Linked DNA regions of Homo sapiens: region 2 is linked to region 1. Evidence: chromatin loops called from intact Hi-C (ENCODE). Cell type or tissue: CD14-positive monocyte. All regions are shown on one strand. Links, peaks and the distances in the headings refer to the core of each region. The heading gives the core; the rest is flanking DNA.

Region 1 (12,446 bases), core at 6,392-8,891:
AAAAACTATATGATCATTTCAATTGATGCTGAAAAAGCATTTGATACAATTTAACATTCTTTCCTGATTAAAAAAACCCTTAAAAAGCTATATATAGAAGAAACATACCTCAACATAATAAAAGCCATATACAATAGACCCACAGCTAGTATCACACTGAATGGGGAACAACTGAAAGCCTTTCCTGTAAGATGTGGAACACAACAAGAATGCCCACTGTTACCACTGTTATTCAACATCATACTGGAAGTCCTAGCTAGAGCAACCCAATAAGAGAAGAAATAAAAGGCATCCAAATTGGCATCGGAGAAGTCAAATTATCCTTGTTTGCAGATGATATAATCTTATATTTAGAAAAACCTAAAGACTCTACCAAAAAACTATTAGAAATGATAAATTCAGTAAAGTTATAGGATATAAAATCAACACACAAAAATCAGGAGCACTTCTATATGCCAACAGTGAATAATCTGAAGAAGAAATCAAGAAATCTCATTTACAATAGCCACAAATGAAATCAAATACCTAGAAATTAACTTGACCAAAGAAGTGAAAGATCTCTATAATGAAAACTATAAAACATTGAATGAAAGAAATTGAAGAGGACACCAAAAAATGGTGTTCATGTTCATGGATTGGAAAAAAAAAAAGGCGTTAAAATGTCTGGCCGGGCACGGTGGCTCACGCCTGTAATCCCAACACTTTGGGAGGCCAAGGCAGGTGGATCACCTAAGGTCAGGAATTCGAGACCAGCCTGACCAATATGATGAAACCTCGTCTCTACTGAAAATACAAAAAGTAGCTGGGCGTGGTGGCAGGTGCCTGTAGTCCCAACTACTTGGGAGGCTGAGACAGGAGAATTGCTTGAACCCGGGAGGCGGAGGTTGCAGTGAGCCAAGATCATGCCACTACACTTCAGCCTGGGTGACAGAGCAAGACTCCATCTCAAAAAAATAAATAAAATAAAATGTCCATACTACCCAAAGCCACCTACAGATTTAATGCAATCCCTATCAAAATACCAATGACATTCTTCACAGAAATAGAAAAAAATCCTAAAACTTATGTGGAACCACAACAGACACAGAATAGCCAAATCTATCCTAAGCAAAAAGAACAAAACTGGAGGAGTCACATTACCTGACTTCAAATTATTATACAGAGCTATAGTAACCAAAATAGCATGGTACTGGCATAAAAACAGACACATAGACCAATGGAACAGAATAGAGAACCCAGAAACAAATTCACACATTACAGTGAACTCATTTTTGACAAAGGTGCCAAGAACATACATTGGGGAAAAGATAGTCTCTTCAATAATCCTTGGAAAAGTGAATATCCATATGCAGAAAAACTAGACCTCTGTCTCTCACCATATACAAAAATCATATCAAAATGGATTAAAGACTTAAATCTGGTCAGGCATGGTGGCTCACACCAGTAATCCCAGCACTTTGGGAGGCCAAGGCAGGAGGTGTGCTTGAGGCCAGAAGTTTGAGACCAGGCTGGCCAAAATAGCAAAACCCCATCTCTATCAAAAATACAAAAATTAGCCAATTGTGGTGGTGCACACCTGTAATCTCAGCTACTCAGGAGGCTGAGACACAAGAATCACTTGAACCCAGGAGGCAGATGTTACAGTGAGCCAAGACTATACCACTGTACTCCAGCTTGGGTGACAGAGCAAGACTCTGTCTCAAAAAAAAAAAAAAAAAAGACTTACATATAAGGCCTCATACTATGAAACTATGACAAGAAAACATTGTGTAAACTCTCCAGGACAATTGTCTGGGCAAAAATTTTTTGAGAAATACCCCACAGGCACAAGCAACCAGAGCAAAAATGGACAAATGGTATCACATCAAGTTCAAAAGCTTCTGCACAGCAAAGGAAACAATCAACAAAGTGAAAAGACAACTCACTGAATGGGAGAAAATATTTGCAAACTACCCTTCTGACAAGGGATTAATAACTAGAATATAAAATCAGCTCAAACAACTCCATAGGAAAAAACTAATAACCCAATCAAAAAACGGGCAAAAAATTTGAATAGACATTTCTCAAAAGAAGATATACAAATGTCAAACAGGCATATGAAAAGGTGCTCAATATCACTGAGCATCAGAGAAATACAAATCAAAACTATGATGAGATATCATCTCACCCCAGTTAAAATGGCTTATATCCAAAAGACAAGCAAAAACAAATGCTGGTGAAATGTGGAGAAAAGGGAACCCTCATACACTCTGGGTGGGAATGTAAATTAGTACAACCACTATGGAGAACAGTTTGGAGGTTCCTCAAAAAACTAAAAATAGAGCTACCATATGATCCAGTAATCCCACTGCTGGGTATATACCCAAAAGAAAGGCAATCAGTATATTGAATAGATGTCTGCAGAATCCTGTGTTTGTTGCAGCACTGTTCACAAAAGCCAAGATTTGGAAGCAACCTAAGTGTCCATCAACAGATGCATGGATAAAGAAAATGTGGTACATACGCACAATGGAGTATTATTCAACCATAAAAAAAAAAGAATGAAATCCTGTCATTTGCAATAATGTGGATGGAACTGGAGGTCATTATCTTAAGTGAAATAAGCCAGGCATAGAAAGACAAACATTGCATGTTCTCACTTACTTGTGGGATACAAAAATCAAAACAATTGAACTCATGGACACAGAGTCCATGAATAGAAGGTTTGTTACGAGAGACTGGGAAGGGTAGTGGCTGGGGTTGGGGGCGTGGTGAGAGGGGAGGCGGAGATAGTTAATGGACACACAAAAAAATAGAAAGAATGGAGAAGGCCAGGAGCGGTGGCTCACGCCTATAATCTCAGCACTTTGGGAGGCCAAGATGGGTGGATTACTTGAGCTCAGGGGTTCAAGACAAACCTGGGCAACATGGTGAAACCCCATCTCTACAAAAAATTAGCCAGGCATGATGGTGTGCACCGTGGTCCCAGCTACTCAAGAAGCTTAGGTGGCAGCATGGCTTGAGCCCAGGAGGCTGAGGTTGCAGTGAGCCAGAGTTGTTCCACTGCTCTCCAGCCTGGGCAACAGAGTGAGACTACATCTCAAAAAAAAAAAAAAAAAAAAAAAAAGGATGAATGAATGAGACCTACTATTTGACAGCACAACAGCATGACTAAAGTCAATAATGACTAAATTGTACATTTTAAAAATAGCTAAAAGAGTATAATTGGATGGTTTGTAACACGAAGGATAAATGCTTGAGGAGATGGATACCTCATTTTCCATGTTATCATTACATACTTCATGCCTGTATCAAAATATCTCATGTACCCCATAAATATATACACCTACTATGTACCCACAAAAATTAAAAATAAAAAAATTAAATATAGTAAAACAGTAAGAGGAAATGGAGACAGTAAGTATAGACAATGCTTAAAATTTTTTGGAGAAGTTTGACTGTGAAGGGAAGGACAACAGCAAAGGAGACAGTAAAGTCTGAGGAGGGCTTTCTGACTTCTTCTCTAGCCTCTCAAATGATGGGAAAGACTTGAGCACATTTAAGTGCAGATAAGAAGCCTCTGGGTCAAGGAGAGAGTTTAAAGATGCAGGAGAAAACACTGGAGAATCTATTGAGAATAGGAGGAAATGGGATGTGGGCACAGATGGATTAATCTTTGATAAGAACATGAACACCTCTTCTGCCTAATGGCAGGGAAGGAAGAGAGACCATCTTGTGTAGATTTTGACAGTCCGGAAGGTTTGGTAGAGTAAATCAAGGGAGTTATTCCCTTGGCTCCAATTTCAATGGGAAATAGGAGATGAAGTCATAGGAGAATGAGGAGTGAGGCTAGGTTGCAAAGGGCCAGGGTTGACTAATCAAAGATAGTAGACAAGATTGAAGGACAGTGTCTATGACAAAGATAAGGACAGGATCTATGCATATTGATATATTTGGTTACAGCTCAAAGATCAGAGCACACTACTAAAAAAGCATGTGGGGCTGAGAAACTCATCAATATTTATATGTCGTGCTGATGCTCTTGGTTCTAATAGTCTTTACGAGTTTAAGTTTCTTAGTGGCACAGAATCCAAGATATGCACCCTTTCATTCTTTCATTCATTCATCAAATTCTTGTTGAGCACCAGTCATGTGCCAGGTACTATGCTAGGTGCTTGGGAGATATGGCTGTGAACAAAGTAGAACAAGGCTGGGAGCCTTAGGGACCTCTATTCACATGATCATGACATGAATTGTGCCCACGGAGCTGGAATGGTGCCAGTGCATGGAATTGGAAAGTCTCTCCCTTCAAGGGGCTCTTATAATGGTAGAAAAGAAGGCTGGCTGGGATGAAGACAAATATGCTGTATTAGTCCGTTTTCACACTGCTATAAAGAAATACTTGAGACTGGGTAATTTATAAAGAAAAGAGCTTCAATTAATTCATAGTTCCACATGGCTGGGAAGCCTCAGGAAACTTAAAATCATGGCAGAAGGGGAAGCAAATACATCCTTCTTCACATGGTGTCAGGAGAGAGAGTGAGTGCAAGCAGGGGAAATGCCAGGCACTTATAATACCATCAGATCTCATGAAAACTCATTCCCCATCACGAGAACAGCATGGGGAAAACTGCCCCCTTGATCCAATCACTTCCCTCCCTGGACACATGGGGATTACAATTTCAGATGAGATTTGGGTGGGGACACAGAGCCAAACAATATCATAAGCTAACAAACAAATGTGATAATTTTGAATTCTTGGTAAGTTTTATAGGAGAACAAAAGCAAATGAGGAAATAGAAAGTAATGGGGTGGTGGGGATGCAGTGTGGTAAAGGCTACTACAGACTGCCTGGCCAGGAAAAGCCTTGCTGAGGGATGATACTGGGGCTGAGAAACATAGAGCCACAAGAAGAGGCAGGGAAAAGCCTGGGGGCCAAGGGAATGGTATGTGCTAAGATAGAAAAGTAAGGAGTCCTGAATGACTGGATACAGTGAGCAAGAGGTCAGCAAGGTAGACGGTCCAGATCCTGTGAGGCCTTTCAAGCCATGATAAGGAGTTTGGATTCTATTCTAAGTGTGATGGAAAGCTACTGATGTTATTAAGAGAAGAGTAAATGTTGTGATTTACAGATTTAAAGGATCACTCTGGCTGCTGTGTAGTGAAATGGATTGGAAGGGGAAAGATCAGAGAGGCCACTTAGGAGGCTACTGAATAAATAATATAAGTGAGAAGACAGTAGCTAAGATTAGGGTGGGGTGGTGGAGGTGGAGAAAAGTGGAACAATTTGGGATCTGTTTTAGAGACAGACCAACAGGATGTAGTGTTAAACTAGTCATTGCAGACTGGCAGTAAAGGAAAGTGGAAAATCAAGGTTGACTCCTAGTTTGTAAGTTGAGCAAATGGGTTGAATGGTGATATTATCTGATGGGATGAAAAATACTGGGGCAGAAGTAGATATTGGAGGAAAAGTCCAGAGTCTCACACTGCACATTTTAGTTTGAAGTGCCTACTACACATGGATCTACAGGTCTGGAGCTTCAAGCACAGGTCTGGGCTAGAGGTTTGGAAATCATCAACAGAGAGATAGTATTTTAAGCCTCAAGGTATGAGGAGATCAGCTGGAGAGAGAATGTATGTAGAGAAGAAAAGAGGTACTATAGCATGCTGACTTCAGAGATCAGCTAGAGGATGAGCCAGCAAGAAAGCAAGGAAGTCTGAAAAATGAGAAAAGAGAGGTAGAGGAAAAGCTCAAAGACGGCAATGTCCAGACTCCAAGAGGAGTGTGTGTTCAGAAAGAGAGAGTGGGCAAGCGGCTGAGAGAATTCGAAGAAAAGGATGGAAAGGGCACCATTTCTTATGCCACATGAGGATTATTGGTGACATTAAAAAACTGACTCAGTGGACTGATAGAAACAGAGGTATTGGGGAGGAAAAATAATTTTCCCTCAACCCCTCGTAGTTCTTAGCTGGGATGCCTATAACAAAAGACAGATTAACAAAAGAAAAACAAACAATTTAATTAATGCATACAGCACACATCATCTGGGAGAAATTTCAATGAAAAGTAACTCAGATCAATGGCTTATACAGCATATACAGCATCTTCAACAAAGAACAATACATTTGTAGAGAACAGACAAAGAAAAGCAATTTTAGACTTCTAAGGAAAGTTAAATATATTGGAGGAAACTAACAGATAAAATTTGTTTGCAAATCACTCTGGTGCCATGTTTGGGTTGGTAAGAGTCTAGAGTGGTCTCCAGCAAAGGAGAATTTATAGCCTGTCTTTAGGCAGAAAAGGAGGTTGGATAAAGAGAGCTTTTCCTCTACTGCATCTTAATTGCCTTTAGCTCAAAAATAATTTTTATGTCAAAGAGGCAGTTTTGATTCATACAGATGTGAAAAAAAGAAGCATATTTTGAGGTGACATGTTTTCTTCAGATGCAAATGTGGGGGTGAGTTTTAAAGTAATCGAAAATTGAGAAAGCAAAGCTATTACATACAGGCCTTTCATTTGAGTGGTTTTGTGTTTAAAGGAACACAGAAGTAAAAATATAGGGAGATATGTGATCGAGAGGGACTTGTTTCTTTATGTATCTAAATGGAAGATAGTAGAGTCTGTTTATATGGTGAAGGAAATTATATGGAACCTAAAAATGAAGAGTTATCTTTTTTTTTTTTTTGACACAGGGTCTCACTCTGTCACCCAGGCTGGAGTACAGTGGTGCAATTACGGCTCACTGCAGCCTCGACCTCCCAGACTCAGACTCAAGTGATCCTCCCATTGCAGCATCCCAGGTAGCTAGGACAACATGTGCATGCTACCATGGCCGGCTAAGTTTTAAAAATTTTTTATAGGTTGGGGGGGTCTCCTCATGTTGCCTAGGCTGGTTTTGAACTCCTGGGCTCAAGCAATCCACCTGACTTGGCTTCTCAAAGTGCTGGGATTACAGGCCTAAGCCACCACCCCTGGTCAAGAGTGTATCTTTTAATAGGTGTAGGGACACATTTTCATTTGTTTACTAAGTTCTTGTATTTGTTTTGCTTTATTTTAGAGATAGCATCTTGCTCTGTTGCCCAGGCTGGTCTGAACTCCTGGCCTCAAGTGATCCTTGCATCGTGGCCTCCCAAGCCAAAGCACTGGGATAGAGGCATGAGCCATCACACCCGGCCTAAATTCTCCCTTTTATTTTCTTTCTTTCTTTCTTTCTTTCTTTTTTTTTTTTTTTTTTTTTTTGAGACAGAGTCTCACTCTGTTACTCAGGCTAGAGTACAGTGACACGATCACAGCTCACTGCAGCTTTCACTTCCTGGGCTCAAGCAATCCTCCCACCTTGGCCTCCCAGGTAGCTGGGACTACAGGGGAACACCACCATGCCCAGCTAATTTTTTGCATTTTTGGTGGAGACGGGGTCTTACCATGTTGGCCAGGCTGATCTCAAACTCCTGGATGCCAGTGGTCCACCCCCTCACCCCGCCCCAGCCACCCGGCCTCCCAAAGTGCTGGGATTACAGGCTTAAGAGCCACTGCACCGAGCCTAAATTCTTAATGAATTATTTGTTGAATTTAGTTCAAGAGAGAAGAAAGGTTTATACAGTGACACCTCCCAGGCACCAGATGGCAATGTTCAGCTGCTGTTCTGTTCCCTGTCACCTGAGAGCACCCTCTCAAGAGCTAGTAGATAACATGCACTTCTGTCCTTCCAAGGTGGACTGAGTTGGCCCTAGGGCAGTTGAAATTTTAGATGACTTTCTGGTTTGGCTCTTTTAGTGGAATTGCAACTCCTGGGAAAGAACAGAGGGTTTATGCATTTAAAGAGGACATTGTGTTACAAAGGACAAAGGGTAGGGAACATTTCTCAGAATGGGTTTGAGAGTCAGCAGTTTACCTGCCACCCAAAACTAGGAGGAACCAGCTAGACAATAAATAACACTAAAAATCAGGGAGAAGCCTACATGTTTATTAACAAGGAAACACTGATCCATCATTGTAGGATGAAGGCAGCTGTGAGGACTGGATTCTTGGCCTGTGGATTTCCAGTGACTCTCACAGGTGGCAGCAGCACTTCTAGGCTGGCAAATGCACTTCTGTGCTGTCACCGCTGGTTTCTCTATGGCCTCTGACTCTCTGCCCTAGTTATACTGAAACTAATCTCAATCACATCCTTCCTTTCTTACATCCTGGCCCAGATCTGACCTGGGAAGGGCTTCCATCCGATCAGCACAATAACTCAAGCAGCCCCACCCTCTCGTTGACTAATATTGACAGTATTTGTTTAAATACATTTGTGATCAACTTACTCTAGCCTCTTGGGCCTTTCTACTTTTATAAGATGGTTAAAGCCTTCCAACAACCCAATCTTGAAAATTGATGTGTATTTCTTCTAGCTTGGCAGGGCTTTTCCTATTTCCTCCTGGATATTTGGAATTATCCCAATGAAGAATCTTTTAAACAAATATTTCCTCTTATATTCTCTTTTTCTTTTTTTTTCCTTTGTTCTTCCTGATAACCACAAATCAATCTAAATCCCCCTTACGTTTTTCATAGTCTTTACTCGTGCTTAGGTCTTCTTTGCTTTGAAAAGTGTCTTTGTTTCTGGTGCACCTCCAAATTACCATCTTATTTCTTGCTTTTCTTTCCCTGGCAAACCTCCCTTTATCTTCTTTAACTCTTGGAAATCTGTTTTCCATCAGCTTTAGAATTGTCCTCTGCAAGGTTAAGAGTAACTTTTGCCAGTCACTATTTTCCTGAACTTTTCTATGTCATTTGATACTGTTGACCAACCTTTCTTTCTTCAAATAGTTTTTCTTTCTTCTTTTTTTTTTTTTTGGCTCACCTAACTAATCTGATTCTTTTCTCAGCTCTGATCCTTTCTTCTCTGTTACCTTAGATAACTCTTCTTCCTACTTCTGCCTGTGGGGAACAGCGACCCAAGGGGCAGCCTCATTTGGGGACTCTGAGCCATTCATTAGGGCTCACTTCTGTGTTAATGACTTCTCTGTGTGATCTGATCGTCTCACAAGACTGCCAGCCTTCTTTATCTAATTGTCCTTTAAACATTTCCACTGAATGTGATGCTTTCACCCCAAGTTCAGTATTACTTTTTAAAAACTCTTCATCTTTACCTGGCTCCCTGAAATCATCTCCTTTAAACTTCCATTTCCCTGTCCAGGAGTACCCCTGTTATTCCAGTCACCTCAGCATAAAAACTTTGAAGCATTTATGACCATCTTTTTTTTAGACCTAGGTTTTAGTCCCAGATCTTCCACATACCAGCTGTGTGGCTTATTTAGGACAAGTTGTATAACCAGATAACCGATCTGTCCATCAGTGAACTCACATTAAATAAGGATAGTAATAAAAACTAAGGGTTATTGTAAGGAACATTTAAAGTGACTTGACAGTGCCTGGAACATCAAAAATGCTCAGAAACTTTTTGTTAATACTATTTTTGAAATCCCCTGCATCCTCCACCCCCTATTATTTATCTTACCAACCAAAGGTTTTTTTCTTACATCTAAGTTATGAACAGATTCCGAACCAACCTTTCAGATTCCAGTCCCTAGCTCTTTCAAACCATCATGCATGTTTTTACCAGATTAATCTTACTTGAACATTGCTTTCATAATATTACTACCACACATCAACATTTTTTTTTTTTTTGAGATAGCGTCTTGCTCTGTCACCCAGGCTGGAGTGCAGTGGCACGATCTTGGCTCACTGCAACCTCTGCCTCCCAGGTTCAAGGGATTCTCCTGCCTCAGCCTCCCCAGTAGCTGGGATTACAGACGCATGCCAACACACCAGGCTAATTTTTGTATTTTTAGTAGAGAAGGGGTTTCACCATGTTGGCCAGGTTGGTCTCGAACTCCTGACCTTGTGATCCACCCACCTCAGCCTCCCAAAGTGCTGGGATTGCATAAGCCACCGCGCCTGGCCCACAAACCAATTTTTAAATGGCTCCTCTTTTTTTTTTTTTTTAAACCACAGAGTCTAAACTTCTGTCCTTCCTGGTTTGGCTTCACTCTGTGGCCACCAACCCCAAGCATCTCCTTAGCATTTATTCCTTTCTTCTCCTGGCTGGTGAGCATTCCATACTCACTTCTGCCTCGTGATTTTCCCATGCTAATTGTCTTGATAGGCCTAACTCCATCTACTCCTTTGTCTGCTTAGCTTTATCGTCTTCAGAAAACATATCATGACTTCGTTAATCAGCTTCTTACAGAGTCTAGACTATCACAGTCCTCAAAATGGATCTGTACTTCACAATTTAGCCTTTTATTTTTGCTCCCTTTTTTCCCTTCTGATTTCTTTATTACTTTATTATTATATAATTCACATACCATAAAATTCAACGTTTTCAAGGATACATGTCAGTAGTTTATAGCAGCAGTCCCCAACCATTTTGGCACCAGGGACCGTTTCGTAGATGACAATTTTTCCACAGACTGAGGTGCAGCAGGGTGGGGTGGGGGAATGGTTAGGGGATGAAACCGTTCCATCTCAGATCATCAGGCATTAGATTCTCATAACAAGCGTGCAACCTAGATCCCTTACATGTGCAGTTCACAATAGGGTTTGCATGCCTATAAGAATTTAATGCTGCTGCTGATCTGACAGGAGGTGGAGCTCAGGCAGTAATGTTCATTCGCCCGCCACTCACCTCCTGCTGTGCAGCCCAGTTCCTAGCAGGCCACGTACTGCTACCGGTCTGTGGCCCAGGAGTTGGGGACCCCTGGTTTATAGTATATTCATAGAGTTGTGCAGACATCACCACTATCTAATTTCAGATCATTTTTATCACCCTCAAAATAAACATTGCACGTATTAGTAGTACTTCCCATTCTTTCCTCACCACCCTCCCCGCTGCCCCCAGTTCCCAACAACCACTAATCTGCTTTCTATCTCTATTGTTTTGCCTATTCTGGATATTTCACATAAGTGGAATCATACAATACCTAACTTTTTGTGTCTGGTATCATTCATTTGGCATGATTTCAAGTTTATCCATTTTGTGGCATGTATTGGTACTTAATTCTTTTCTTAGGCTGAACAATCTTTCTTTCTTTCTTTTCTTTTCTTTTTTTCAGACGAAGTTTAACTCTTGTTGCCCAAGCTGGAGTGCAATGTTGCGATCTCGGCTCACTGCAACCTCCACCTCCTGGGTTCAAGGGAATCTCCTGTCTCAGCCTCCCGAGTAGCTGGGATTACAGACGTATGCTGCCACGCCCAGCTAATTTTTGTATTTTTAGTAGAGAGGGGGTTTCACCATGTTGGTCAGGCTGGTCTCCAACTCCTGATCTCAGGTGATCCGCCCACCTGGGCCTCCCTAAGTGCTGGGATTACAAGTGTGAGCCACCATGCCCAGCCGAACAATATTTCATTGTATAAATATACCACATTTTGTTTATCCATTAATTACTTGAAAGACGTTTGGGTTGTTTTCATCTTTTAGACATTATGAATATTCATGTATGTTCAAGCTTTTATGTGGGCATATGTCTTCACTTCTCTTGGGTATACACCTAAGAGTAGAAATGGTGGGTTATGGGATGTCTGAATCTATCTGTGCTGCTGCAACAAAATACCACAAACTGGGTAGCTTATAAACAATAGAAATCTGCTTCCCACACTTATGGAGGCTGGAAAGTCCAAGATCAAGAGGCCAGCAGATTTGTGTCTGATGAGGGCTGCTTTCTAGTAAACAGTTGGCACCTTCTCGCTGTGTCCTCACATGGTGGAAGGGGCAAATGAGCTCCATTAGGCCTCTTTTATAAGTGTGCTACTCCCTTATTAAAGGGATTAATGATCTAATCAAAGGCCCCACCTCTTTATTTTTAATTAAAAAAATTTTAAAGTTTGTTTTTAGAGACAAATGAAAACAACAAAAAAAATTTTTTTAATTTGATTTTAGGGCCTCACTCTGTCATCCAGGCTGGAGTGCAGTGGCATGACCACTACTCAATGCAGCCTCAAACTCCTAGGCTTGGCCAGGCGCAATGGCTCATGCCTGCAATCTCAGCACTTTGGGAGGCTGAGGAAGGCAGTTTGAGGTCAGGAGTTCAAGACCAGCCTGGGCAACATGGTGAAACCCTGTCTTTACTAAAAATACAAAAATTAGCCAGGCATGGTGGCATGCCAAGTAGTCCCAGCTACTTGGGAGGCTGAGGTAGGAGAATCACTTGAGCCCAGGAGATGGAGGCTTCAGTGAGCCAAAATCGTGCCACTGTACACCAGTCCAGGTGACAGAGTGAGACCTTGTCTTGAAAAACAAAAGAAAAAAAAATTCCTGGGCTCCAGCAATACTCCCACCTCAGCCTCCTGAGTAGCTGGGACTACAGGTGCCCACCTTGATGCCCAGATAATTTTTTTTACTTTTATTTTTGCAGAGACATGATCTCACCATGTTGCCCAGGCTGGTCTCAAATGCCTGGGCTCAAGCGATCCTCCCACCTAGGCCTCC
Region 2 (12,446 bases), core at 5,186-7,685, 92 kb after region 1:
TCACGTACAAACATTCTTAGATATGAGAATACAGAACATGAAGCAAGGATGGGGAAAAAGTGGAGTTTTAGCTTTCGACATAATAATGATGACTTTCTCCTGGGTAATAGGAGCAGTGTACAGCATTCAGTGTTCATCAGTTTCTACAAAAGACCTTATGCATATTCTGTATGTTCATTCAATATTTCTTGATAACAGGCCCTGTTATAGACACAGGGCAGATTACAATGAAAAAAAAAAAAGTCAAAAATCTCTGTTAATGTGAAGTACAGTTGAGGACCAGTTAACTCTCTTAAGTCTTAGAGCCCGCAAATGATGAATTCATTGGTATGTGTCCAAAGACCCTACTTCTTTTGGATAAGTATTTATTAGCAGGTTTAGGATATTGATTTCAGGTATTTATTTCCTATCGTTCTAGTTCCTAGACGCTTCTGTCTTTTCAAATTAGGTCCTGAAAAGCATTAAATATAGATTCAGATAGTAATTTCATTTTAGAGTTTTACAGTTATAGCAATTATTTTAATAAAATAATTCTGGTTTCAGTATCATATCAATAAGCTGTCAATCATGACATCAGAGAATCATTTGAACAACAGTGACAAAGAAGTTGATGAAGTTGATGCTGCCCTTTCAGACCTGGAGATTACTCTGGAAGGGGGTAAAACGTCAACAATTTTGGTAGGGTGAATCTTTTTTTTTACCTACTAATTTAGCTTGAATTGATGCATTCCATTTTGTGGATTTAGGTTCAAAGTATTTGGGGGTGGTGGAGAGAAATATTTAATGCTTTAGAGAGAGAAATCAGATGTTAATTTTTCAGGAACTTTGAGCAAAGTGGTTTATTTTGAGACAGGGTCTCGTTCTGTTGCCCAGGCTGGAGTGCAGTGGCACACGTCATAGGTCACTGCATTCTCAAACTCCAGGGCTCAAGCCATTTCCTACCTCAGCCTCCTGAGTAGCTGAGACTACAACCATGCACCACCACACCTGGCTAATTTTTTATTTTTTTAAGAGATGGGGTCTCACTGTGTTGTCTAGTCTGATCTCAAACTCCTGGCCTTAAGCAGTGCTCCCGCCACCACTGGGAAGTTTGTTTTTAAAGTAATAATGTATTAGTCTCTAGTGCATTCAATACAGTAAGAATAGATCTAATACTCTAATACTCTGCAAATTCTTTTACAAGTGGTGGGAAGACATTTCTGCAGAGGAAAATAATCTCAAGTCATGGTAAAAATCCACTTAGTGATGTGCACATTTGAAATACTACAAAAAGAAGAAAATAGATCTCGGGAAAATTGTGAAACACTGGGTTTGGTTTTTAAGTATAGGGATTAGTTACTGCTGAAGAAACACTTCAGGCCTTTTACAATGTACAGATTTATATGCACCTACAAACAGTTTCAGCACTATTAAAGATAGCATATTCTCATGGGTTGTATAAATTGCCATTTTGATGAAAATTTTGTTAACCTTTTATGCTATTTGAAAATGCCTTTGTACCAAGAAGAATATGGTCCACAAGACTATGTAATGTGATTTTGTTGTTTAAATCTTTATCATTGTATTTTATGTCATTCTGTTTATTAAGTAAGCTAGTTCTTGATATCAGATACCAAACATTAGAAAGAATTTCAAATATTAAAAAAATTAAAAAAGGATTTAACTCTCTCCTAGGGTGACATTACTTCCATTCCTGAACTTGCTGACTACATTAAAGTTTTCAAGTAAGTACAAAAAGGAGGGATGCCAAATATTAATAACTGTCAGCTTTATAGTCATGGTCACATTATTGAAACTAACTGTTAAGTTTGACTAACAAACGCATCTACTGTAAAAGGATTTACCAGTTAGGTGAACACCAAATTACCACGAGAGAAAATAACCACTTTTACAAAATTAAAATCACAATGCTCATTCTTTTATCAGATTTTTCTTTAAAAAAAAAAAAAAAAGATTGTGAAACCTAGATTGCATCATACAGATGCTGAAACATAGTAATACAGTGGCACAGCCCCTCCGGGCCTCAGTTGGAAGCAGTACATAATGAACTGTGTCACTGCCAGCGATTATTTCCTCGTTCAGAGCGCAAGATTCTATTGAACTCTGTTCATTTGTTCATGGAACATTTTATGTAAAGTTCTAGTATATCTGATCAAGATTTTTAACACTCTATCCAGCTATATTCCACAGAATCAAGAGAGCTCGGCATTAAGGCAGAGAGGAGAAAAAGGAAAAGGAGGTGATGTGGAAAGTACTATTTTCTACTATATAAGATACAAAACTACTCTAGAATAAACCATTTACCATAGCTGAACATACAGCAGTTCAAAATATGGAACTTCTGAGATAAGGGCATGATTTCAGATCCACTACCCTACCCTTTCTCCTTCCCCCTTGACCCACCTTTCTCATCTACCTGCACCTTTCCTTACACATCCTCATGACTGCTCTGTCATCTTCCTTCTGTGTTTGATATTGGAGTGGCAAGTTAATGTCACCATTGGAATTTACCCCGGAGAAAGAAGCACATCCCCCACTTTCAGTCCTGCCAGGTAAATTTGCATCTTTATAGAGGCTCCAAGGCAATCCTGCAGACACCCATAAACCTGCAGGTAATTACAGGATCTAGGAATTTTCCAATTACTGACATTTACTTCACCTTTCTTTTCCTACCCTTCCCATGTGACCTGCTAGTTAGTGATAGATGTGATGGCTACAGCTGCAGAATACTGGAACACAGGCCCTACTGCCTTTCTCCTCGGAACGCTGTTTGTGGGATCTTCTAGAGTAGATTGAGAAGGGAGGCTCGCATCCAGTAACAGTAGCACTGACTAATAAGACGCTGACCAAGGGGGATCAATTTCAGCACGTGTAAAACTTGACCCCAGACTTAAATTAATATTGTGAAACTTTGCTAATACAGCGTTAATAAAGTTACTTCCAAGTGATTTTGTTGTTAATTCTCTTTGATACATAGGCCAAAAAAGCTGACTCTGAAAGGTTACAAACAATATTGGTGCACCTTCAAAGACACATCCATTTCTTGTTATAAGAGCAAAGAAGAATCCAGTGGCACACCAGCTCATCAGATGAACCTCAGGGGTAAGGAGAGCCTGGCACGGCTGTTGTTGATGGTGGCATCCCCATTGGCCTAATAGTCAATGAGCCACTTGCTGGGATAAACAAGTTTTTTAAAAAAATCAATTTCTTTACTCCTTTGGGTACTTGAAAAATGTTTAGATATGTCTCTTTTACATAGTCCTTTTCACAGGTTTGAAGTATTCAATTCCACATAAATATTTTGTTGTAATCTCTTTGTGCAGACTTGACCTGAAATGTATGATTCAACTTTTCTTTTTTGTTTTTTGAGAGGGAGTCTTGCTCTGTCACCCAGGCTGGAGTGCAGTGGTGCAATCTTGGCTCACTGTTACTTCTGCCTCCCGGGTTCAAGCGATTTTCTTGCCTCAGTCTCCCCACTAGCTGGGATTACAGGTGTGCACCACCACACCCAGCTGCAAGGTTTCGTCATGTTGGCCAGACTGGTCTCGAACTCCGGGCCTCAATTGATCTGCCCACCTTAGCCTCCCAAAGTGCTGAGATTACAGGCGTGAGCCACCACACCAAGCTGATTCTGCATTTCTAACTTGTCAAGTAAGCTTACGTTGTCTTTTGATCTTCAGCATTAAGGACATTTAGAGTTTCCTTATTCTGCAGGGGCTGCCTCCTTGTCTGTTTTGGATTCTGCCTTATTTTAAGCCACGCTGTAGTCATCCCTGGGCTTTCTTCTTCGACATCCTGCTCTTCCTCACCCTCACTGATGACAGGCTGGTCCCACTCAGGGTCCTCAGCCTCTGAATTTTCCTGGCTCGCCAGTAGAGTAGCTGACACTTTCAGGGTTTGGGCAAGTCCTTCCCCTTCCCCTTCCCCAACACCTCTTCCTCACACAGTTTTGTCTTTGCTCTCATCCTGGCTTTTGAGGCCGCTTCAGGATATTCCTCGGAGGCTTCTAGCTGACACCTTGAGTCTCACTGGTTTTCTCTTGTCCTGTCTTTTCAAATCCAAAGCTATCTCAGAACTAGGGTCTGGTATTTGGGTTGCTCATTTCCTTTCCCTCAGGGCGTTTGTGGCAGGCCTGCTTCCTACAGCCTGGGCTAAGCCTGGATGAAGCCTCAGCTATTGGCTTTGTTTTGGATTTTGTTTTTCCTTTTCTTCAGTAAGGTCTATGACCTACAGCTTAATTTTCTATTTCAGTGATTTCTTCTATTGGTTCTTCATACTGCTCTTTCACCTTTTTCATCTGATGATGCCCTGGCTCAGCTGGTAGGCGAATTTCCTCTCCAGATTAGTCTGGTTCTTCTGCAGGTAGATGGCATTCTGCTGCTCACTGTGATTTCTTTGCAGAGCGTTAATGAGCCTCTCACTTGGGGTAATACTTTTCAATAAAATCACCTGGTTCACTTTCAGTGTAGATACCACTTCTCCAGAAAGCTGTATCCCCTGAGGACCACTCTCCCGTGAGCACACACCCTTGGCACATGGCATGCCTTTTGGATGATGCAGTCAATCAGCTGGCTCTGCACTGTCTGTTCCACAGTCCTCTCACTGTATCTTCCCTTAGAAGAGCAAAGACTAAAAAACTAAAATACACTTTCTAGACTCATTTCCAATGAGACTTAGATTCCAGTCAGGTGCATTCATGGGAGACTTAAATTCGGAATAGAGCTAAGGGGTTAGAGACACAGAAAATGAAAGGAGGGAGGTATTACTAGGCGCTGGAGCTAACACCTGCAGCCATAGTCTCCTGGTTTCCCACCTGCTTGATTATAGCAAAGGTTGCGCCACCCTTGGCAAGCCAGTTCTGAGTTACTCCTAGTGGCCCAGCCCATCTCTTCTTTGGGTACATTTGTACGTACACATATTTTTGTAGATAAGGCCTTTCTAACTCGAAGTATTCCGATGTGGACAACAGCACCAGGGAAAAGGGCTCCAGACTGATTTCACAAAAATGACTCCCAAAACAATTTCATTTAACACTTAAAACACAGAGGTGCTTTTCCTGATTCATATTCCTAAATTGTACTTAGTACAGTCATGTATCATTTAACAGTAGGGATACATTATGAGAAATGTGTCACCAGGTGATTTTGTCATTGTGTGAACATTATGGAGTGTGTGTACTTACACAAACCATGATGGTATAGCTGACTGCACACCTAGGCTATATGGTATAGCCGATTGCTCCTAGGTTACAAACCTGTACAGCATTTTACTGTACTGAATACTGTAGACAACTGTAACACAATAGTAAGTATTTGTTATCTAAACATATCTAAATCTAGAAAAGGTACAACTTGGCTGGGCGCGGTGGCTCATGCCTATAATCCCAGCACTTTGGGAGGCTGAGGCGGCGGATCATCTGAGGTCGGAAGTTGGAGACCAGCCTGACCAACATGGAGAAACCCCGTCTCTACTAAAAATACAAAATTAGCTGGGCATGGTGGCATATGCCTGTAATCCCAGCTACTCAGGAGGCTGAGGCAGGAGAATTGCTTGAACCTGGGAGGTGGAGCTTGCGGTGAGCTGAGATCACGCCATTGCACTCCAGCTTGGGCAACAAGAACGAAACTCCGTCTCCAAAAAAAAAAAAAAAAAGTACACTTGTATAGAGCAGTTTCCATGAATGGGGCTTGCAGGACTGGGAGTTGCTCTGGGTGTGAATGGGTGGTGAGTGAATATGAAGGCCTAGGACATTACTATATGCTACTATAGACTTTATTCAATAATTTTCTTTCTTCAAACCTTTGCTTACTGTAACTTTATAACTACTTTTAACATCTTGACCCTTTTCTAATGACACGTAGCTTAAACATTGTACAGCTATACAAAAATATTTTCTTTATATCCTTATTCTATATGTTTTTTTGTATTTAGATTTTTATTTTTTATTTTTAACCTTTTGTTAGCTTAAATCACAGGCACACACATTAGCCTAGGCCTCCACGAGATTGGGATCATCAATATCACTGTCCTTCACCTCTGCATCCTGTCTCACTGGAAGGTCTTCAGGGGGAGTAACAAGCATGGAGCTGTCATTTCCTCTGGTAACAATGCCTTCTTCTGGAATACCCCTGAAGACCTGTCTGAGGCTGTTTTACAGTTAACTTTTTTATTTAAGTAGAAGTACTTTGTAAAATAATGATGAAAAGAATAGTATAGTAAATACATAAACCAGTAACATAGTCATTTATCATTATCAGGTATTATGTACTACTTATAATTGTACATGCTACATCTTTCTATTACTGGCAGCAGAATAGGTTTGTTTACACAGATGTGAGCTATGATACAGCTACAGTGTCACTAGGCAGTATTTTTCAGTTCCATTATAGTCTTATGAGGGCATTGTCGCTGTCGTATATGCAGTTCGTTGTTTACCGAAATGCTGTTATGCAATGCGTGACTGTATATTGTACATTAGGATAGATTTACCGTATTTCAACACAGTGTTGAAATCTGTACCCTAGTACATGAGCTCTGCCTAGTAGTCACTTAAACTATTGCTTTTAAAGTTACACAAATTTTTAAAAAATAGAAAAACTCAGTCCTGGGTAAACAATTGCTATTCCCACATTTTGGAATTCTGTAATTTACCTGAAACTCTTAATTAGGGTCACTACCTTCCTCTCTCAGTCACGGGCGTTTCACTTTTGGGTCTCTGTCATTCTTTGTTGCTCTCAGGATCTGTTGCAACCTTCTCCTGCTTCCCTCTTCAGCTGCCCAGGACCAGCGTAAATGATCCACTGTTGACTTTGAGACTAAATCTGTCTTCTGGCCCCTGTTCTCACTGTCCCTGTTATATCTTAACCTTCTTCCTGTATAACTAAGAGGTCAGGTCCTGGCATGGAATTAATAAGTTTATAAGCTGTTCTCAGTTTTCATCCCACTGCTCCCAAGTCCTCTCAAAGGACTCATCACACTGATCATTGCACTCATCACAGGCACCGCACTGATAACACCTTGACCAAGAATCAAATGGTCTGGATGCTGCTCTTCTACTAAACAAGCCCTATGATTTTTGTTGTTTCGTTTTTTGAGACTATGTTGTACACGCTTATCTCCAACTCTTGGGGTCAAGCGATCCTTCCACCTCTGCCTCCCGAGTAGCTGACACTGCAGGTGCACACCACTACACCTGGTTTAGATCTGTGATTTTGGAAAGATAGCACATCTGGGCCTATAGTATCTTCTTCTGAGAAATGAGAGTGTTAGACTGGATGCCAAGGCTTCATAGAGATCTAAAATGCAAAGTTATTAAAAATTCATTTCAGCTAATACTAAGTGAACTCCTGTGCCACAAACTGTGCTGGGTACTAGAGATACAAGGAAGAACCACTTACAGTCTCAATCCTCAGGATGGTTTAGAGCATGTTGGCGAGATAAAATTACAATTGGGGTAATAAATAGTACTTTGGAAAGGAAAGGAAAAGAGCAAGGGGTAAGGGTGTTCTATAACTTAATCTTCAGTGAGGATGGAGAGACTTCATCGGGGATGGAGAGCCAAGCACAGTGGCACATGCCTGTAATCCCAGCTACTCAGGAGGCTGAGGTGGGAGCATTACTTGAGCCCAGGAGTTCAAGACCAACCTGGGCAACATAGCCAGACCCCATCTCAAAAAAAAAAAAAATGCCTAGAGAGTTTTGTGCTGCTGGAAAATAGAATTTAAGGGGAAGGATGAATACTTCTTAATAGCTATTGAATCTGATTCCTGCTAACATGAGAGGTAGTCGCAGAAGAAACTGGCAGACATTAGATGATAAAAATGGTAAGGAGATTGCTTTTTGAACTGGCAGCAGTGACGTGTCACTGAAAGAACATTAACACAAAAATGACAAGATCCATATTTATACCAGTTATGGTGCAGAGGAGTCATTTTAGAGAGATGATAGTAATCCAAATTAAGGTAATCAACATGGGATGAGAAAAGGGGCAGATTGAATAGATACTGAGGAAGTTTGGTCAATAGTCTGGGTGACTTATTTGGGAGGAGGTTGAAGTGGGGTCATTTTTCTGATTTGTGCAATTGGGTGGATAGTGTGATACTGAGATAAGAATGTAGAAGATGAGAAGAATGTAGAAAAAGGAGCTGGGTTTGGGGGGAAAGATGAGTTTAATTTGGGGATATTTTGAATTTGAGGTGCCTGTGGGATGTCTATTTGGAGCTAGCCTGTAGACATTGGATTAGGGGAGAGATGCACATGCTACAGATACTGATAGGGTAACAGTTAGCAGTAATGGTAAGTGCAGCCATTGCAATGGTTGTCTGTAATGTGAGAAGACAAGATGAAGAATAGAACCCTGCAGATCACCCATGTTTAAGAGACAGGGCAGGTTAGAAGAAGGGGACCTTGCAAAGGAAACAAAAAAAAAATGCATAGGAAGACTATGGCAGTGAAGTATGATGAAAGCTAAGATAAAAGTTGTTTCAAAAGGACAGAGTAGTCAACAATGTCCAGTACTGTAGTAAAGTAAGGTAGTTAGGCCAACATAGTATCTAGCCATGTAGTTCATGACCTTGATAAGAACAAGTTAAGTAGACTTCAGTGGTTTATTGAGTATGGAGCCAAAGTACAGTCACTGAGAAGTAAATAAGAAACAAAAATGGCTGGGCACGGTGGTTCATGCTTATAATCCCAACATTTTGGGAGACCAAGGCAGGTGGTGGATTGCTTGAGCCCAGGAGTTTGAGAACAGCCTGGGCAACATGGTGAAACCCTGTCTCTATTTAAAAAAAAAAAAAAAAAGGAGGCAAAGCTTTTTAATGAACTTTATCTATGACAAGGAAGGGGGAAAGAGGTAACAGAAAAGGGAGGTAGGTTGTGGTGTAAGATGGGAGAGACTCAAGGAAATTAAATGCTGGTGGAAATGTGGCAGTAGAAAGAAGGAAATGTAGTGTCTGAGAGGGAGGATCTCAGTGGTGGAGCAGGGTTGCTCGGATGGTAATGAACTCAGCCCACTTGGATAGGAAAGCTGGAGGATGAGGGATGCCTCTTGCACTGCGTGGAAGCAAGGACAGCTAAGTTTATCTTGTACGGTGGCAGGAAATGGATGGACTTAACTTCTGGTGGCTTTCATTTTCTTGGAGACATAAGAGGTGGAGTTGTCCCTTGAGACCAAGTGACATTGTAGGATGTCTGAGAAGATTTGAAATAGGCATTGTTGAAAATGTCTGTATAAGCACAGAAGGATGCAAGCATAAAGGGCCCAGCTGAGGTTGGTATCCATGAATCTGTAGTGAAACCTTTTTTTCTTGCTTCTTCCCATCTTGCAGTGCTAAGCAGCCTGAGTATAGGCAAGGAAAAGTTAGAGGGATTTATTTACCTAGGGTGCAGATTTTGCTAGGAGAATGTATAATGTGAAGACAGTGAGTCTCGGCAGTTGGAGTTGATGTCCAGTGAATGTGGTCCAGGCTGGTTGGGAAGGAGGGAGCTGTTGCTTCCTTCTGTTGCTGTTGGGGAGAAAGTGGAGGGGTTGCAGCATAGGGTTCCTCAAAGAGTTAGGATTAGAGATTGTGACCAGAATTGGCTGTTTGCATTTCATCTTTCAGATGTACACTAATTGGGTAACTGAGGAAGTCCAGTGGTTGCCGTGGAAGTAGGTAGCTGAGGTGGCATGGAATGGGTGTTTGAGATGTGGCCCCTGTAGGCCTCTGAGCCTACACTAGTGCCTGAGTTACCACCCACTTTGTCTCTCCCTGTTTAGTTTTCTTGTTTTTTTAAAAGAGGCCTAATTATTATGGAATTGTGTACTGTAAATCCTCTTGAATTATTAATGATATTTGTGCAAAAGATTGTGTACTTTCAAACAACTGTTTCAACTTTGCACATTAAACAGTTCGTCACACATGTTCTCATCATTCTAAAGCCTGTATAAAAGGAGATATAAAAGAAGAAATTCATATGTAGTAAATATTTTAAAAAGAAAACAAAGGGCAGGGGGGAATCTACAAAATTCATGGTAGGAGTTGCTTCTGGGGAGGAGAATAAAGAGGGCCTCTCCTTTATCTAAAGTGTTCTTTTTATTTAATACTAAAATATTTATGTAGACAGGGAAAATGACAATTTTAACATTTGTTCTTCTGAATATGGAGTGTGTATGATCTTATATTCTGTGCCAAGAGGAATTGAAAAAGCAAGCCCTACTAACAATTTAAAATTTTCTTCGTAGAGCCTACTGCATGATCATATGACATTGTGCTTTGTTCATGTCATTCTTGGACAATTGGAATAAGCTTTAGGAAGCTTTGACAGTGTATTATCTTATTTATCCTTAAATCATCCCTGTGAGGTAGAGTCCAAGGTCAGGAAATGTCGACTTACAGAAGTTAAATGGCCCATAATTATTATTAATAAGTGACAAAGAAAGGTCTGCAACCCAAGTCTCTCTGACTGCAGAGCTCTACTTCACTGTATTTATTATACTGTTACTACTTGTTTATGCCAGCTGTTATGCCATTATCTAACACCTAGTTCAGTAAATCTGCACTCCCTTCTGTAAAGCCTCCTACAAAGTGAAATTCTGAAGAGAGAGTTTCGCTTTTGTTGCCCAGGCTGGAGTGCAACGGTGCGATCTCAGCTCACTGCAACCTCCACCTCACAGGTTCAAGTGATTCTCCTGCCTCAGCCTCCCAAGTAGCTGAGATTACAGGTGTCCACCACCACCCCCGGCTAATTTTTTGTATTTAGTAGAGACATGGTTTCACCATGTTGGTCAGCTGGTCTCAAACTCATGACCTCAGGTGATCCGCCCGCCTCGGCCTCCCAAAGTGCTGAGATTACAGGCGTGAGCTACCACACCTGGCCTGAATACAGTTGTTTTCATTCCAGCTTCCCAAGTATATGTGTATGTTACCTTCTGCAGCAGATGCCTTCATAAAATACTATGGCAAAATCCAACATGTTAAGATGCCACAGAATGAGGGCTGCTTGTATTGACTTGAGATTTCTTAAAAGTAAATTTAGCCATTTTAATAAAAATTTTTTGTTACAGGATGTGAAGTTACCCCAGATGTAAACATTTCAGGCCAAAAATTTAACATTAAACTCCTGATTCCAGTTGCAGAAGGCATGAATGAAATCTGGCTTCGTTGTGACAATGTAAGTTTTCCAGTTAAAAATACACTTCAATTTTCTTAAATGAGTTGACCAGTCATCCTTATATTTTATACTTGAAAGACCCACCTCGTGATACATTGCACACATCAGTATTTCTTTTCTCCAGGAAAAACAGTATGCACACTGGATGGCAGCCTGCAGATTAGCCTCCAAAGGCAAGACCATGGCGGACAGTTCTTACAACTTAGAAGTTCAGAATATTCTTTCCTTTCTGAAGATGCAGCATTTAAACCCAGATCCTCAGTTAATACCAGAGCAGATCACGACTGATATAACTCCTGAATGTTTGGTGTCTCCCCGCTATCTAAAAAAGTATAAGAACAAGCAGGTACTTACTTCATTTTACTTCATCTACTGTGCTGGTTTGTTTTTATAATTTTGTACATAACTTTGTTTTTCCCCTCTTAAACAAAACTTTTTAGTCTTAATTTTGTATCAGATGGTTAGAATATAAAATACAGTTAGAGTATCCCTAATCTGAACCTCTGAAATCCTCCAAAATCTGAAACTTTTTGAGTGCCAACATGACTCTCAAATGCTCATTGGCACATTTTGGATTTCAGATTTGGGATCCTCAACTGGTAAGTATAATGCAGATATTCCAAAATCCAAAAAAATCTGAAACCCAAAATACTTCTGGTCCCAAGAATTTTGGATAATGGATACTCAATCTGTAGAAAATAAAGTAACCTTTAGTCAGTTTAAATTGGTCATTAAAAAAAAAAATCTTTATCATTTTAATAGAACAGATAAGGACACAGAATAGTTGAGAACTTACTCTAAACAAATTGCAGAAATCATTCTGTTAACATGGTGTTCTTTCAGACATTTTAGGGAATTGAATATGGTCTCAATGCTTTGTGTTCCTTAATTTATTTAATTTTATTCCATATATAATTAAGTAAATGTGACATAAAGTGCAGCCAGCATTTCTCAACAAAATCTGTAATACCTGCTCTTGTTGAAATTGGCTTTTCCAGCTTTAGAAAGAAACTTTACAAGAGTACATTTTTAGCCGTGTCTTTTCTTAACATTTTCAGTCAGAACCTAACCACAATTTTACACATAGTTACACAGTTTGGTAAATTTTCATTGAAATTTGCTTTTGTTCACTCTGTTTAGAATTCTTTTCTTTGGAAATTAATACCATAAAAGGGCTGCTACTTAGGAAAATGGTTCTTTGGTACAACATAAAAAGTCCTTTACAGGGGAATTTCACTTGGTATAGGCCCTGGTATTCTCTGCCCCCAACATCATGCCATAAAAGGAAAAGG

Evidence for each region. Hi-C counts contacts between places; a loop is a spot of excess contacts. Peaks named below come from ENCODE experiments on the same cell type or tissue, not always from the same donor. Only the 100,000 strongest peaks of a DNase experiment are listed, where the experiment ranks them.
Region 2: it touches region 1 in a loop (1.9-fold over the local background); 22 of 110 quality-filtered maps call a loop at or near these places.

Annotation. Positions count from the first base shown.
Region 1 is chr14:52,956,466-52,968,911 of GRCh38, reverse strand. No RefSeq gene overlaps it. Among named protein-coding and RNA genes, the nearest start is that of FERMT2, 12 kb to the right of the region's middle. In CD14-positive monocyte, for the core only: CTCF peaks have their summits at 7,395 and 7,601 (motif pointing right); no DNase peak of the experiment used is centred there.
Region 2 is chr14:52,863,455-52,875,900 of GRCh38, reverse strand. FERMT2 (FERM domain containing kindlin 2) reads left to right here. Exons shown (of 15, transcript NM_006832.3): 8 at 544-678; 9 at 1,675-1,724; 10 at 2,978-3,102; 11 at 11,048-11,154; 12 at 11,279-11,500. All of the region lies in intron 1 of LOC105370500 (a long non-coding RNA gene), which reads right to left. Among named protein-coding and RNA genes, the nearest start is that of GNPNAT1, 78 kb to the right of the region's middle. RefSeq lists a silencer at 2,436-2,730. In CD14-positive monocyte, for the core only: no CTCF peak of the experiment used is centred there; DNase peaks (open chromatin) are centred at 6,450 and 6,760; H3K4me3 peaks cover 826 bases; H3K27ac peaks cover 967 bases.